Regions from separate parts of the Homo sapiens genome. Here region 1 is linked to region 2. Evidence: chromatin loops called from intact Hi-C (ENCODE). Cell type or tissue: CD14-positive monocyte. All regions are shown on one strand.

Region 1 (8,000 bases), 110 kb before region 2:
TCCCATGGTGTCTGTTCCATGGTGTGGGCTCCCGTGGTGTCTGCTCCCATGGTGTGGGCTCCCGTGGTGTCTGCTCCCGTGGCATTGGTTCCAGTGGTGTCTGTTCCATGGTGTGGGCTCCCGTGGTGTCTGCTCCCATGGTGTGGGCTCCTGTGGTGTCTGCTCCCGTGGCATTGGCTCCCATGGTGTCTGTTCCATGGTGTGGGCTCCAGTGGTGTCTGCTCCCATGGCATTGGCTCCAGTGGTGTCTGTTCCATGGTGTGGGCTCCCGTGGTGTCTGTTCCCATGATGTGGGTTCCCACGGTATCTGCTCCCATGGTGTGGGTTCCCATGGTGTCTGCTCCTGTGGTGTCTGCTCTTGTGGTGTCTGCTCCTGTGGCATGTGTCCCTGTGGTGCAGGTGCCGTGGTGCAGCCATCCGTGGTGCAGGTGCTGGGTGAAGGCAGGAAGAGAGTGCATTAGCAGAGCAAAGGAGCAGGGCAACCATACAGACTTGGACAGTTTTGGGGTGCCTAAGAAGAGAGTCTATGGTCCGGGAGGGACAGGCTGTGTGGTCCAGGGCTCAGAACCAGAACCCTGGAGGGAATTCTGGTAGAAGCTCGAGCTGTCAGTGCTAGGTACAGCTGGAGTGAGAGGCAAGAACACCCATACCTAAGAGTATGTGAGTTGGGGGCCTGGGGGCAGTCAAAAATCAAAATCACTGGGATCCCAGGTCCCAGCATCGACGTACCCTCCACGGTCCTCACCCGCTCAAGGTCTGGCTCTATATCCGGGCCACAAGCAGCTCCTGTAAGTCGTTAAAAAATGTTCCTGTCCCCCAGGAAACAGCAAGCAGTGGGCTGTACTGGGTTCCCTGGCCCCGTATCTAAGCCTTCCCGCATTTGGCTGCATTTTCTTTCCAAGACCGCTCCCCCTGCCACCCCAACACCTAAAATACAATTAGTTATTTGTACTGGGTGTGTCTGCTCAGAGAAGACTTTGAACTTCACCCGATGTGGGTGGGGGAGTTAATCACTAAAAGGAGCGGGATTCAGTTAGCTCAAGATCAATGGGCTGTGCTCCATGCCATAACCAAACTGAGCCCTCTGAGGAGGAAAAGAGCTTCAGAAAGCACCCTGCCTTGTAACCATAAACCCCTCAATTTCTTATGGGGTGATCTTGGGAAGAGGCAGGGGGCATGGGCTTGCGGATCAGGCAGACCTAGGTTCAAGTTCTGGCCCCAGGAGTATGACTTCAGTCCAGTCCCCAAAGCTCCAAACCCCCAAATTCTCATCTGTAAATGAAATGTGTGGGAGAGGAAGTCCTCCTCCCCCAGGGCAGTTCTGGGGCAGGCAGGCTGCCCTGTTCCCACTCCGACCCCTCTCCACTGCCTGTGCCCCTTTTCCTCTCAGGGCAGCCCCGGGCAGCCAGGGCCCTGTGGTGACTCCCCATTGGCAGGCCTGGCAAAAGAAAGTCCCCAGCTGTGGGTAGCATGGGGACCCCTGGGGCTGCTGGGTGGCACCCTCCAGCCTGCCTCATCTTCTGGGGCTGCCCTGCTCTGGAGTGACCATACCCCACCAGGGCCCCAGGGCAGATCTTGGCTCACTTTGTGCTGGGGCCACACATGGCCTTCACGGCCTTTCTTCTGTGGCTTGGTACAGCTCTGCTAGTGCCAGCCTCACAACACGCCTGCCTCCCCCATGCTGAGAAGTCAGAGGTCTGGATGGCTCTTTGTTTAAAGAAACAACCGCAGTTTCCAGCGGACCCCATAGCAGGACAAGGCCCAGGTCGGAGCTCAAGCCTGTAATGCTCAACCAGGCGGCCACGGCACTTGTCCAGGAGGTGGCTGAGGCCAGAACCATCAGACCCACTGTTCTGGTGCCGACTGTCATGGAACACATTGCCCCCAAATTTAGTAGCTCCTGGCAGCCATTTCATTACATTTCACAATTGCGTAGGTCAGGAATCCCATGGGGTCCACCCAGCTGCTTCTGCTTCATGAGGTGTAAACGAGGCTCACTGGGTGGTATTTGCTGGCAGCCAGCTGGTCTGGAGGCTCTAACAGGGTTGTCTGCACGAGTCTGGCTCCTTGGCAGCATGACTGGAAGGCTGGGCTCAGCTGGGACTGTCACCCAGAATTCCTGCACGTGGCCTATCCAGCATGGTGTTCTCGCAGTAAGCCTTCTGTGTCACAGTTCAGGGCTCCCAGAATGTCCCAGAGGCTCAGAGGGGGAGCTGCAAGGCTTCTTCTGGCCAAGCTTAAAAACCATGTGACATCATTTCCACTGTATCCTATTGGTTAAGCAGGCTGCAGAGCCAGCCCAGATTCACAGGGAGAGGAATTAGATCCCACCTCTCAATAGGTGGGAGATTGCTCTGGAAGGGCTCTCTGACAAGTCTATTTCCTTGGCTGGCTGTATAGTGAACCCATGAGAAAGGGGTTTTATCATAACCATAAACATTATCATCATCACCACCATCAACATCCTTACCACCATCATCATCACCATCAACATCATCATCATCATCACCACCATTAACATCATCACCATCAACATCATCATCACCACTACCATTAACATCATCATCACCACCACCATTAACATCATCACCATCATCACCATCATCATCACCACCACCATTAACATCATCACCATCAACATCATCATCACCACTACCATTAACATCATCATCACCACCACCATTAACATCATCACCATCATCACCATCATCATCACCACCACCATTAACATCATCACCATCATCACCATCATCACTACCATCAACATCATCACCATCACCACCACCAGCATCAACATCATTACCACCATCATCACTACCATCAACATCATCACCACCATCACAGCATCACCAACACCATCAACATCATCACTACCATCAATCATCACCACCACCATCAACACCATCACCACCACCAACATCATTACCACCATCACCATCACCACTACCATCTATCATCATCACCATCACCATCACCACCATCACCACCATCAACATCATTACCACCACCATCATCACCACCACCATCAACATCATTACCACCACCATCACCATCACCACCATCAACATCATTACCACCATCATCACCACCATAAACATCATTACCACCATCATCACCACCACCATCAACATCATTACCACCATCATCACCATCATCACTACCATCAACATCATCACCACTATCATCACCATCAACATCATCATCACCACCAACATGGTGATCACCACCATCAACATCATTACCACCATCTTCCTTACCAGCACCATCATCACCACCATCATCGCCACCATGGTCATCATCACCATCATCATCACCCTCATGGCAATCACCCTCACTGTGGGGCACCAACCCTGTGCCTATGCATCTCTAAGGCCAGTGCTGTTAGAATCCCTCTGGAACCAATGAAGAAACCGGGTCACAATGTGGCTTGCCCACGCTGACCCTGAGAGAAGCATTGGGCCCTGAGTATAAATTGGCCTATACCACACCACTGGCCAAGTGGTTACCATTAAAGCACTTGCTCCCCTTGTCTCCCAGAGGCTGCGCTGAGGCCAGCTCACGAATCCTCACCACAGACTGTGAGGAAGGCTTTATTATCCCCAAACAAGAAATGGAGAAATCAGGGCCCAGAGAGGGAGAGCCCGGGTGTGCCTGGAGGCCCAGCCTCTGGAGTCCAGTACTCAGGTCCTACACTGCACAGCTGTCTGAGCTCGGGAGACGACAGGATGGGCTGTGCAGAGCAGCGGCTGGTGGTGCTTTCTACGCTAATCAAGCTAATTGGATAATTGCCACTTCATGGTATTTGGTGTTGACACAACCTTGAGCTGGGCTTTCTAACAGAGGCTTTTATCCGAACCTCTCCAGGAGGCTCCTCTGGCTGGTGAACGGGGCCTCCTGCTCTCCCAGCCAGGGGCACCAGGGTCTCCTTTTCTAGCTGGGGGTGGGGAGACACGGCAGAGAAGAGAGGCCAAACGACCATCGGAGGTCACAAAGCGACCCGTGGATGAGGTGACAAGAGCAGCCCTCATCTGCCCACTGCCTCCGGCTCTGACAACTAAATCACCCCAAAGAGACGTGGGTGATTTCATTTCTATTCCATCTGCAGGAGGGGGAAAAAAATCAATGTTTGCTAAATGAAAAGGAAAGAGATCGGCAGGAGGAAAATGTATTTTCAACTTTTAATAGGGTATTATCGACAATGAGGAGTCAGAAGTGAAGCAGCAGGGCCCGCCTGACTGTGGGGCTCAGCTTCAATGGGGGGCGTGATCGCGGGGGCCGGGGGTCAGGGACAGTAGGGGACAGCGAGGAGAGGGCACACACTGAGGACAACAGACGCCCCTTCTGCCAAGCCCAGGGTGGCCGGCGGCCTGAGTGAGTCCCAGCTCAGTGCCCCCAAGTGGGCAGAGACAGGGGTCCAGCTGGGAGACCAGGGGAACAGGAAAAAGAAGTCAGACGTGGGCTTCTGGAAGAGCCCACGCCCTGCTCAGGGTACGAAGTGCAGGCGGAGGAGGGCTGGGTGGATCAGAGATAGGGCATCCGTAGCAAGAGGCACACGGCCTTCCAGGCATCCTATGGGCTTAGGAAACTTGCACAAGGCATCAAATCCCTGTGGGCCATGTGGATTGGGAAGGGTCTGGTTTTACCCATTCCTTTGCCCTGCTGTCTATTTAGGAAAAATGTTGAGCATCTCTCATGTGCCAGGGGTAGTGCCAGACGCAGAGGACACAATAGTGACTGAGGCAGCGGCTGTCCCTGCCCTGGGGCTGACGGTTTGACAATTAATTACAGGGATAGGTGGTGAATGTTAGGCTGGGGGAAGAGGTGTGACAGCAGAGGGGATGCCTAATTCAGGCTGAGAAGGGAGAAGGCCTTCTGAAGAAGGGGCATGGCATAAGTCTCAGAGCAGCCAAGCAAAAAGAAGGGAAGCATGTTTCCAGCTGAAGGAGCCACATGGTTGAAGGCCCAGATCCAGAAGGGGAGAGGAACGGACCAGGCTTTAGGAGGTCCTGCCATGGGGAGGGGGGCTGAGGACGGAGGTGAGCAGGGACAGGGGTGCTGGCAGAGACGGTGCCCGGGACCTGCCTCACCTAAGCCAGGGATTCTGCACCAGAAGCTCGGATGTGTTTATGTCAGGGCAGGTCTAGATTTGGGAGAGACAGAAAGCCTGTTCAGTCTGCAGGCCTCTTTAAGAAAATGAATACTGGCCAGGCGCCGTGGCTCATGCCTGTAATCCCAACACTTTGGGAGGCCAAGGCAGGCAGATCGCCTGAGGTCAGGAGTTCAAGACCAGCCTGGCTAACATGGCGAAATCTCGTTTCTACTGAAAATACAAAAATTAGCCAGGCGTGGTGGCAGACCCCTGTAATCCCAGCTACTCGGGAGGCTGAGTCAAGAGATTTACTTGAACCTGGAGGTGGAGGTTGCAGTGAGCTGAGATCTTGCCATTGGACTCCAGTCTGGGGCGACAAGAGTGAAACCCGTCTCAAAAAAAAAAAAAAAGGCCAGGCGCGGTGGCTCACACCTATAATCCCAGCACTTTGGGAGGCCAAGGTGGGTGGATCACGAGGTCAGGAGATGGAGACCATCCTGGCTAACATGGTGAAACCCCATCTTTACTAAAAATACAAAAAAATTAGCCAGGCATGGTGGAGGGCGCCTGTAGTCCCAGCTACTCAGGAGGCTGAGGCAGGAGAATGGCGTGAACCCGGGAGGCGGAGCTTCCAGTGAGCCGAGAGCGCACCACTGCACTCCAGCCTGGGCGACAGAGCGAGACTCCGTCTCAACAAAAAAGGATACTAACTTAGGAATCTAAAATTAGGTCTACGGCCTTGCAGGAAGGCCCTGCGACAAGTGAGGTTGCAGAAGTTCCAGCTGTACCACCTTCACAGCAAAGCCCCATCCATCCACACACCTTCACTTCCCGCCATCTCCCCTAAAGCCGTTCTTCGTTTATGGTCCATGCGGTCACCCTCTTGACCATGCTTACAGGGCTTTATCTGCCCAGAGCTAAACTAAGCCTGCCCCATCCATCCCTCGTGGTCCAGCCCTGCTTCCTTAGTTTTGATTCAGCTCTTGGTCACCTGTCACCACCTCTCTGGAGCCTCTGTCAGAGTCTTTCCTTGGGACTCTGCGGGGCAAGGCATTGGTAAACTAGGGTACACGGCACAGGTGCAAGAGGTATTATCTTCATCACGTTAGGTCATCTGTCTGAAGTGGGCCTTTTTACGTATGTTGTCCCAGGAGGCATGAATTTTAAAGTCCTTTCCCCTTTAAATGAAAAAAGAAATTCATTTGAGAAAGCTTAGAAAATTTTTAAAAGTAAAGCATAAGAAACACACACACACAAAAAAAACAAAAATAAATAAAGGATAAGAGACAAAAGAAAAATACCAGTGATCTCACCATGAAGAAATAACCATTATTTGTGCTTTGTTTCATTTCCTGTTAGCCTTTTTTATCATGAATAAATTCATAAATTTTTTTACTTAATTCAGATCATACTATATTTACCACTTTCTACCCTGTTTTTCAATTAAATTATTAATTTAATTTGATTATTTAATTATTAATTATGATTGTACATTTTCCATCAAATTATTAACTTAATAAGTATTTTTCAATTAATTTTCAATTAGGCACATTTTATTGTCCCATTAAATACCCGTAAGCTCTCATTGGTAATGGTAGCAACGGGGTCTGGCAGACAGATTTATAGCAATTAACCCGGCTCCTCCCTAAGATAACTCCTCTGACGAATACCCTTGTCCATACACCTCTGTGGGTTCTGGGCTGTTTTCTTTGCATGACTCCCCGGCCAGGAAACTGTAAGTCAGAGGTGTGTTCACTGCGTCCCCGCAGCCTGGTGAGCTCAGGAAGGGCCTGGCTGCCACCTTTGTGGTATTCTTGAGAGCTATTTGTTGGTGTTTTCTTGAGGATTGGTTTTCAGTTCTTTTATGACTCAGGCCTGTGAACCTTTTCTCATATTCTCACCATCCACAAAACCGATCATAACCAGGCATCCCCCTGCAGACTGACAGAATTTATCTGAGCAGGGTCCATTTGTCAACTGCCCCGTGCCCATTTTTCCCCCTGAGATGCGGTCAGGGTCCCCAACCTCTGGCACCCTCACAGAGAGGAACTGGAGGTGTGCTGGTGAAGGCAGCGTTGGTGATGGGTGCAGGTAAACTGCAAGGCCTGGGCCCTGCCCAAGGCTGTGATAGAAAAGAGGGACTGTTCTCCGCAGGCTTGCCGGGGGAATGGGAGGAGGCAGTGACCTGAGCCCAGAGACACAGGGCAGGGAGGGGACACTGGCAGGGGGTATGATGCAGCTCGCCCAAGGTGACCTCTCAGAGAGGGAGCTGGAGAAATCAATACCCTGACCATACCTGACACGCCTCTCCGAGGCTGGAGGGCTGAGCTCTTCGTTCAGTCCCTAAGGGTCAGCCTCCAAGGCCACAGAGCCACATGGAGGTCAGGGAGGAGGCTCCCAAGAGGCCAAGGATGACCTGTGGCTCAGTCAGCTTTCTTTCTTTCTTTTTCATTTCATTCTCTTTCTTTCTCTCTCTTTTTCCTTCCTTCCTTTTCCTCCCTCCCTCTCTCCCTTCCTTCCTTTCTTTCTTTCTGTTTCTCTCTCTCTTTCCTTCCTTCCTTTTCTTTCTCCTTCCTTCCTTTCTCCCCTCCCTTCCCCTCCCCTCTCCTCCCTTTCTCCCTCCCTCCCTTCTTCCTACCTTCCTTCCTTTTATCTCTTTCTCCTTCCTTTCCCCCCTCCCTTCCCCTCCCTTCCCCTCCCCTCCCATCCCTGTTCTCCCTTTCTCCCTCCCTCCCTTCTTCCTTCCTTCCACTCTTTCTTTCTTTCTTTCTTATTCTTTCTTTCTTTTCTTCCTTTCTTCCTCTCTTCCTTTCTTTCTTTTTGTCTCTGTTGCCCGGGTTGGAGGGCAGTGATGCAATCACAGCTCACTGCAACTTGGGCCTCCTGGGCTCAGGGGATCCTCCAGCATCAG
Region 2 (8,000 bases):
TTATTATTATTATTATTATTATTGAGACAGGGTCTCGTTCTGTTGCCCAGGCTAGAGTGCAGTGGCTCACTACGGCCTCAACCTCCTCGGGCTCAGGTGATCCTCTCACCTCAGCCTCCCGAGTAACTGGGATTACAAGTGTGCATCACCATGCCCATCTAATTTTTTTTATTTTTCATAGAGACACGGTTTTGCCTGTTGCCCAGACTGGTCTCCAACTCCTGGGTTCAAGTGATCCACCCACCTTGGCCTCCCAGTGCTGGAATTACAGATGCGAGCCACTGCACCCAGCCCTGATTGTTTTTTGAATGTTGAACCAGACTTGCATCCTTGCATAAACCTCATTGGTCAGATGTGTTATCCTTTTCATATATTGCTGGATTTGATTTGCTGGTATTTTATTGAGGATTTACGTGTCTTTGCTCATGGGGAATATTGCTCTATAGCTTTCTTTTTCTTTTTTTTTTTTTTTTTTTTTTTGCAATGTCTGGTTTTGATATCAATGTAATGTTGGCCTCATAAAAAGGGTTGGTAATTGTTCCCTCCTCTTCCATTTTCTGGAAGAGATAGTGTAGAGTTGGCATTAATTCTTTCTTAAGTATTGGTAGAATTCACAAGGAAAGTCGTCTAGGCCCAGAGTTTGTATTGTTGTTAGGTTTTTAACAACAAATTTAATTTCTTTAATTTATATGGTACCATCTATTTTTTCTTGAATGAGCTTTGGTAACTGTCTTTCAAGGAATTTGCCCATTTTTTCTAAGTCGTAAAATGTGGGAACATAAAATTGTTTGTAACATTCTTTTTGTTTATTTCTTTAGAGACAAGGTCTCTCTCTGTCATCCAGGCTGGAGTGCAGTGGTGCGATCATAGCTCACTGCAGACTCTAACTCCTGGGCTTAAGCAATCCTCCCACCTCAGCCTACCAAGTGGCTGGGACTATAGGCCCACACAATCATGCCCAGCTATTTGTCTGTTGGCTTGGTTTTTGTAGGAAATCCTCTTGCAGTGTTCTCTATCTCATCATCTACCTAATTACAGAAACCAGAAACCAGAAACCTCAAACCCTCACCCCCAAATCTAGTCTGTCCCTACGTTAGTTGATGTGATCACTTTACACTGTTTATCCCATCAGACTTTCCTCCAGAAGCTGCCATCACCACCAGCACCAGCGCCAGCACCAGCTCCTTAATGCACATCATTGCCTACATGATTAAGGTGGCTTCTAACTACTCTGCCCACCTTGCTCCAGCAACTCTCCTATCTACTCTATGGAGGGGAGCTGGAATGAACCTTCCAAAAGTCACAAACCTGACTGCATCATCCCCCTGCTTAAAACTCTCCAAATATTTTCTATCGTTTTATTGTTTTAATACCAACTTTCTTTTTTTTTTTTTTTTCTTTTTCTTTGAGACAGGGTCTTGCTCTGTCACCCAGGCTGGAGTACAGTGGTGCGATCACAGCTCACTGTAGCCTCTAACTCCCAGGATCAAGTAATCCTCCTGCCTTAGCTTCCTGAGTAGCTGGGATGACAGGCACAACCACCAAGCCCAGCTAATTAAAAAAAATTTTTTTTGTAGAGACAGGGTCTTGCTATGTTTCCAGGCTGGTCTCAAACTCCTGGCCTCCCAAGTGATCCTCCTGCTTTGTCCTCTCAGGGCACTGGGATTACAGGTATGAATCACCACGCCCAGCCTATAATGTTCTGTATTAACCTTTAAATATCTGTAGGATCTGTAATGATATCCCCTCTTTCATTTCTGATATTGGTAATTTGTGTCTCTTTTTTTCTTGATCAGTCTGATCAGAGCCTTGTCAATTATATTAATCTTTTCATAGAAGCAACTTTGGTTTCCTTGATTATGTTTTCCTATTGCTTTTCCATTTTCTATTTCATGGACTTCTGCTCTTGTCTTTAGTGTTTCCTTCCACCTGTTTCCTTTAAGGTTGTTTTTTGTTTTTTATTTTTGAGACAAAGTCTCGCTCTGCCACCCAGGCTGGAGTGCAACAGCACAATCTCGGTTCACGGCAACCTCCGCTTCCCAGGTTCAAGCAATTCTCCTACCTCAGCCTCCCCAGTAGCTGGGATTACAGGCATGCACTGCCACCACACCCAGCTAATTTTTTGTATTGGTAGAGACAGGGTTTCACCATGTTTGCATGGCTGGTCTCGAACTCCTGACCTCAAGTGATCTGCCCGCCTCGGCTTCCCAAAGTGCTGGGATTGCAGAAGTCAGCCACCGCGCCCAGCCTGCTTTAAGTTTAATTTGTTTCTTTTTCTAGTTTCTAAAGATGGAAGCATAGATCATTGATTTCCTTTTATTAATATAAGCATTTAATGCTATAAATTTTCCCTTAAACATTGCTTTAGCTATATCACACAAAGTCAATATGTTCTGTTCAGACATGTTATAAGAAGTCAGTATAGTTTATTTTGGGCAAAAAACTTTGAAATTCCTATGTAGCTTATTCATAATAGGCATTTTCCATGAAGTTGTCGAAGACCCCCAGAATCCCACTTTACAATCCCAGTTTAATTTTTTAGTCATCTATTGATCCATTTGACAAACATTGTGATGCTTAGTGTATATAAAGCACTATGCTAGTCTGGTCAGAGAGATGGCTATTCATCAAACTATCACATAAATAAATATACGATGCTGTGAGGCAGAGGTTAAGGAGGATGCAGCATGGGTCAGCCTCTGGAGGCTGAGGAAGAGCTAGCGCAGTGCAGAGCACCAGCACGGCAGTGGGACTGGCAAGCGTAGAGCCCTTGACAGAAGCAGGACCTTCAAGGGGTTGCATGAGGAAGAGGAGGGGCCTTCTGGCCTGTGATGAAGCTGGAGGGGTCAGCAGTGGCCAAGCTGTGCAGGTTTCTGCAAGTCAGGTAGGAAAAGTTGATACCGGCCAGGTGCAGTGGCTCACACCTGTAATCCCAGCACTTTGAGAGGCCGAGGCAGGAGGATCACTTGGGGCCAGGAGTTAGAGACCAGCCTGGGCAACACAGCAAGACCCCATCTCTACTGAGAAATACAAAAATTAGCCAGGCATGGTGGCACACACCTGTGCTCCTGGCTACTCGGGAGGCTAAGGCAGGAGGATCACTGGAGCCCTGGAGCTCGAGGCAGCGGTGAGATGTGATTGCGCCACTGCACTCCAGCTTGAGTGACAGAGCAAGACCCTGTCTCAAAAGAAAAAATAATGATAAGGATAAAAAAGAAAGTTAGTATTAATACAAAGAACAATAGGCAATATTTGAAGAGTTTTAAGCAAAGGGATGAGGCAATGGCGTTTGTATTTTAGAAAGGTCACTGCAGCTTCCCTCCGTAGAGGCAGAGGTGCCAGAGCACATGTGGGCAAAGTAGTTAGAAGTCACTGTATTTTTTTTTTTTTTTTGAGACAGAGTCTCACTCTGTTGCCCAGGCTGGAGTGCAACGTTGTGATCTCAGCTCACTGCAACCTCCACCTCCTGGGTTCAAGCAGTTCTCCCTGCCTCAGCCTCCTGAGTAACTGGGATTACAGGTGCCCACCACTATGCCCGGCTAATTTTTGTCATTGTTGGGTTTTTGTTTTTGTTTTTTGTTTTTGAGATGGAGTTTTTGCTCTTCACCCAGGTTGGAGTGCAATGGTTCAATCTCGGCTCACTACAACCTCTGCCTCCTGGGTTCAAGCAATTCTCCTGCTTCAGCCTCCCTAGTAGCTGGGATTATAGGTGCTCACCACCAGGCCCAGCTAATTTTTTTTTTTTCTGTATTTTTAGTAGAGACGGGGTTTCAGCATGTTGGCCAGGCTGGTCTCAAACTCCTGACCTTAGGTGATCCACCCACCTCGGCCTCCCAAAGTGCTGGGATTACAGGTATGAGCCACCGCACCTGGCCTAATTTTGTATTTTTAATAGAGATGGGGTTTCGCCATGTTGGCCAGGCTGGTCTCAAACTCCTGACCTCAGGCAGTCCACCCACCTCAGCCTCCCAAAGTGCTGGGATTACAGGTGTGAGCCACCGCGCCCAGCCAGAAGCCACTTTAATCATGTAAGCAATGATGTGGATTAAGAAGCTGGCACTGGTGTTGGTGGTGATGGCAGCTGCTCTAGGAAAGTCGATGGAAAAACCAGTGTAAAGTGGTCACATCAACTATCATGGGGCAGACTAGATTTGGGGGCGAGGGTTGAGGAACGTTAGATTTCTAGTTTGTGTAATCAAGTACATGATGAGATAAGAAGACTGCAAGAGGACTTCCTTTTTCCTGTGGTTGTGTGTGTGCAGATTTTTTTGGTTGTTGTTAAGGCATGAAGATGTGCAAACAGGAAGAATCTCATTTTTTTTACCTAATTCCTTCATTCGAGTTATTTATATGTGTATTTCCTCAATTAGCTTATGAGCTCTTTCAGTCCAGGAAACACTTTTTATTTTCAAATATAACCCGAGAGCTTAGCTCATAGGTTTGTTTGTTTGTTTAATAGCATGGCTTTCCTTAAATTAAAAAAACAGAGAAAAAACGTTTTAAATAAAATTAAGCACAGCAACATAAAAAACACTTTCAATATCAGTAAAACACAGGACAAGATTCAAGGAAATCCATGTAGAGGCATTATTAGTATTTTTGCTAACTTGGACTATCAAAGCTTAATCTGATCTTGACCTTATTTTTCAACTATATAATAATGCCTTAAAAATATTCAGAATCTCTATTCTAAAGTCAGAACTAATTTTTAGGATTGAAAAAAAAAAAAATGGGGCCGGGCACAGTGGCTCATGCCTGTAATCCCAACACTTTGGAAGGCCGAGGTGGGATCACGAGGTCAGGAGTTCGAGACCAGCCTGGCCAATGTAGTGAAACCTCGTCTCTACTAAAAATATACAAAATTAGCTGGGCGTGGTGGCGGGCACCTGTAATCCCAGCTGCTCAGGAGGCTGAGGCAGGAGAACTGCTTGAACCTGGGAGGCAGACGTTGCAGTGAGCCAAGATGGTGCCATTGCATTCCAGCCTGGGCGACAGTGTGAGACTCCATCTCAAAACAAAAAAAAGAAAAAAAAGTTTATATGTTGTGTTTTTTGCTTCTTGTTGTTGTTGCTGTTATTATTATTATTATATTTTTAGACAGAGTTTTGCTCTTGCTGCCCAGGCTGGAGTGCAATGGCGCGATATCGGCTCACTGCAACCTCCACCTCCTGGGTTCACGCAATTCTCCTGCCTCAGCCTCCCAAGTAGCTGGGATTACAAGCATGCACCACCATGCCCAGCTATTTTTCTATTTTTAGTAGAGATGGGGTTTTACCATGTTGGTCAGGCTGGTCTCAAACTCCTGACCTCAAAGGCTCCACCCACCTCAGCCTCCCAAAGTGCTGGGATTACAGGTGTGAGCCACTGCACCCACTGTTTTTTTAAGAGACAGGTTCTCACTATGTTGCCCAGGATGAGTTCCTGGCCTCAACTCATCCTCCTGCCTTGGCCTCCCAAAGTGCTAGGATGGGATTACAGGCATGAGCCACTGTGTCCAGCCAATATGTTGCGTTTTAATTTTCATTCAATTCCAATATGTTGTAATTTCCGTTGCCGTTAACCATTCCCCTGTGGCCCTGGGCAGACAAGACAAGCAGGGGCTGGGGGACACATAGGCGGGGACTCTGGGATTCTGCACTGCCCCAGGCCAATCCCCAGAGAGCGCCTCGAAGGAGAGAGGCTGTATCAGAGTTCCCAGGCCTTCCTGAATGCCTTCCCAGCACAGACTCTCTCAGGCCATCCCGCCTGGGGTGGCATTAGGGCTGCAGTCTTCCTGATGCTGGGCCCCTCTTAGCACCCAGGGCCCACTTCACCCATGCTCCAAGGGGGACGGGTCCTTCCCTGGGTAGCTCTGTGTCTACTGGCCTCACTGCTGGCCAGGGAGAGTGGGTTAGCACCTCCTAGTCTTGATGTCCCTGAGCGCACGGCACTCATTTTGGAGTAGGGAGCATTAAGATTCCTTATCCAAGGTCACCCAGCCAGGAGGGTCTGGTGTCAGAGCAGAAGTGGGACAGGAGACTTCCGGAGGTGTCCCCAGGACTCGGGAAGGCTTACTGCAGGAAGCAGTGCTATAGGGAGCCAGGGTCTGGTGTGTGGCGCCAGCATCACCCCGCTGCTCTCACTCTCACTTTCCTTATGGAACCTGAGGGGGCATCTGTGTTTCTGAACCAAGAGGCAAGGACATGTTTGAGAAGAAATGCCAAGTCCTGAACCACAGCTTCACCTCACAGCCAGCTGTGACCCTGGCATGGCTGCTGGCTCTGCTCATGGGGCAAGGCGGGCAGAGGATGACCCAGAGCCCCTGCCTCACCGTGCTCACCTTGGACCCCTCCTGTTACTCCTGGGACGAAAAAGGGAAGCGAGGGAGAGAGTGAGGGCAGTGGGCAGGTGTGTGGGACCTGCCTTGGACACTGAGCTCGCCCAGGGTGCCGCTCCCAGGAGGCTCTGCCCTGCCCTGCGGGAGGGTGCCTTTTCCACGAGTCCCCACTGGCCACAGGTGCCCAGCCCAGGCCCTGGCAGGAGGCAGTGGCTGGCAGGGCCCCAGCCCAAGTGCCTCTGTCGCACTCACCACCCCCGCACACTAGGCCCCTGATGCAGCGTCCTCCCCCAGCCCCTTTGTGCTGATGGCCCCCAAGCTTCTCCAAGATGCAGAACCTGCTAGTGGCATCGTGTTCTTGTACCAAATTAGCCACACTTAAGTGCCCGCTGCCTGAGCCCCCTGCAGAAGCTGACTCACTCACTTGAGGCCACTCGAAATGCACAGTTCCCCGGAAGCCCTCGCCTTCCACCCAAGGCTCTGCCGAGGGCCTGACTTCAGCAGGAGCTCATTTTAAGGGGCTAGGGGCAGAGAGTGGGGGCTCCAGCCATTTAAGGAGGCAGCTGTGCCCGCAGCTTCGCTGCAGCTCTGCGGGGGCAGCTCAGTCATCTGCCGTAAGAGCAGCCCTGTGCAAGAGGAGACAGCAGCAGATCTAAACCTCAGGCTGTCCAAATCAGGCCCCAGGAGAGAGGAAGCCTCAGAGTCTTCCTCCTGAGTCCTCCCGTTGGCCTCTCTGGGTGGCTTGAGCAAGGTGAACCCAGGGGGCTCAAGTCCTGGGGGAAACAGAGGGGCTCCAGGTCCCAGGGTACAGCCCGCAAAGCCCTGGCTTGGTGTAGCTGCTGAACGCCTTGGGCAGTCACCTGCTCCTCCAGGAGACTGAGTTTCATGGTAAACCAGGTCTCTGCATTCCCCTGAGCCCCCACCAGGACTGACCCCAGGGCAGAGATGCAGAAGCCCAGAGAACCCCCGCTGCATCTCCCCCACCAGCCCACCTCCCAGTGTGTCCCCCACCAGCCACACCAGCCCACCTCCCGCTGTGTCCCCCACCAGCCCACCTCTCGGTGTGTCCCCCACCAACCCGACTCGCCACACCTCCTCCTGGTGCTCCTGCTGAGACCCGTGCTGTCCCTATCCCACCAAGAACCCCCAATGTCACTGACGGAGCAGCAGAAGGCCTGCTGGTTGGGGCCAATCCAGTGCGGGGGTGAAACTCTAAGAAGGCAGGTCAAGGGGCTTTCAGATGAGCTCTGCCCGGGTTCAGTCCCTCCTACCCCACTGCTCTCTGGCTGTCTGACCTCAGGCAAGTCTCTGACCCTCTCTGAGCCTTGGTTTTCTCATATAAACCTGGGGATAATCATTCCTGCGTCACTGCATCTGAAAGATCGGCCCAGTGTTTGGTACGCAGCAAAGTCTGTGGACACCTGTTGAACAATTGAACAAAAGAATGAATGAGTGGGCCAGGCATGGTGACTCAAGCCTGTAATCCTGAAAGTGAGTGAAAAATGAGTGAATGAGTGAGTGAAAAATGAGTGAGTGAGTGAATGAGTGAATGAATGACTGAAAGGATAAGTGAATGAATGAGTCAATGAATGACTGAAAGGATGAGTGAATGAGTGAATGAATGACTGAAAGGATGAATGAATGAGTGGATGAATGACTGAAAGGATGAATGAATGAATGGGCG

Evidence for each region. Hi-C counts contacts between places; a loop is a spot of excess contacts. Peaks named below come from ENCODE experiments on the same cell type or tissue, not always from the same donor. Only the 100,000 strongest peaks of a DNase experiment are listed, where the experiment ranks them.
Region 1: it touches region 2 in a loop (1.9-fold over the local background); 3 of 110 quality-filtered maps call a loop at or near these places.

The regions. Positions count from the first base shown.
Region 1 is chr9:134,300,847-134,308,846 of GRCh38, reverse strand. No RefSeq gene overlaps it. Among named protein-coding and RNA genes, the nearest start is that of LINC02247, 9.4 kb to the right of the region's middle. In CD14-positive monocyte, no CTCF peak of the experiment used is centred here; no DNase peak of the experiment used is centred here.
Region 2 is chr9:134,191,936-134,199,935 of GRCh38, reverse strand. All of the region lies in intron 1 of LOC124902298 (a long non-coding RNA gene), which reads right to left. Among named protein-coding and RNA genes, the nearest start is that of RNU6ATAC, 31 kb to the right of the region's middle. In CD14-positive monocyte, no CTCF peak of the experiment used is centred here; a DNase peak (open chromatin) is centred at 4,255; H3K4me3 peaks cover 864 bases; H3K27ac peaks cover 745 bases.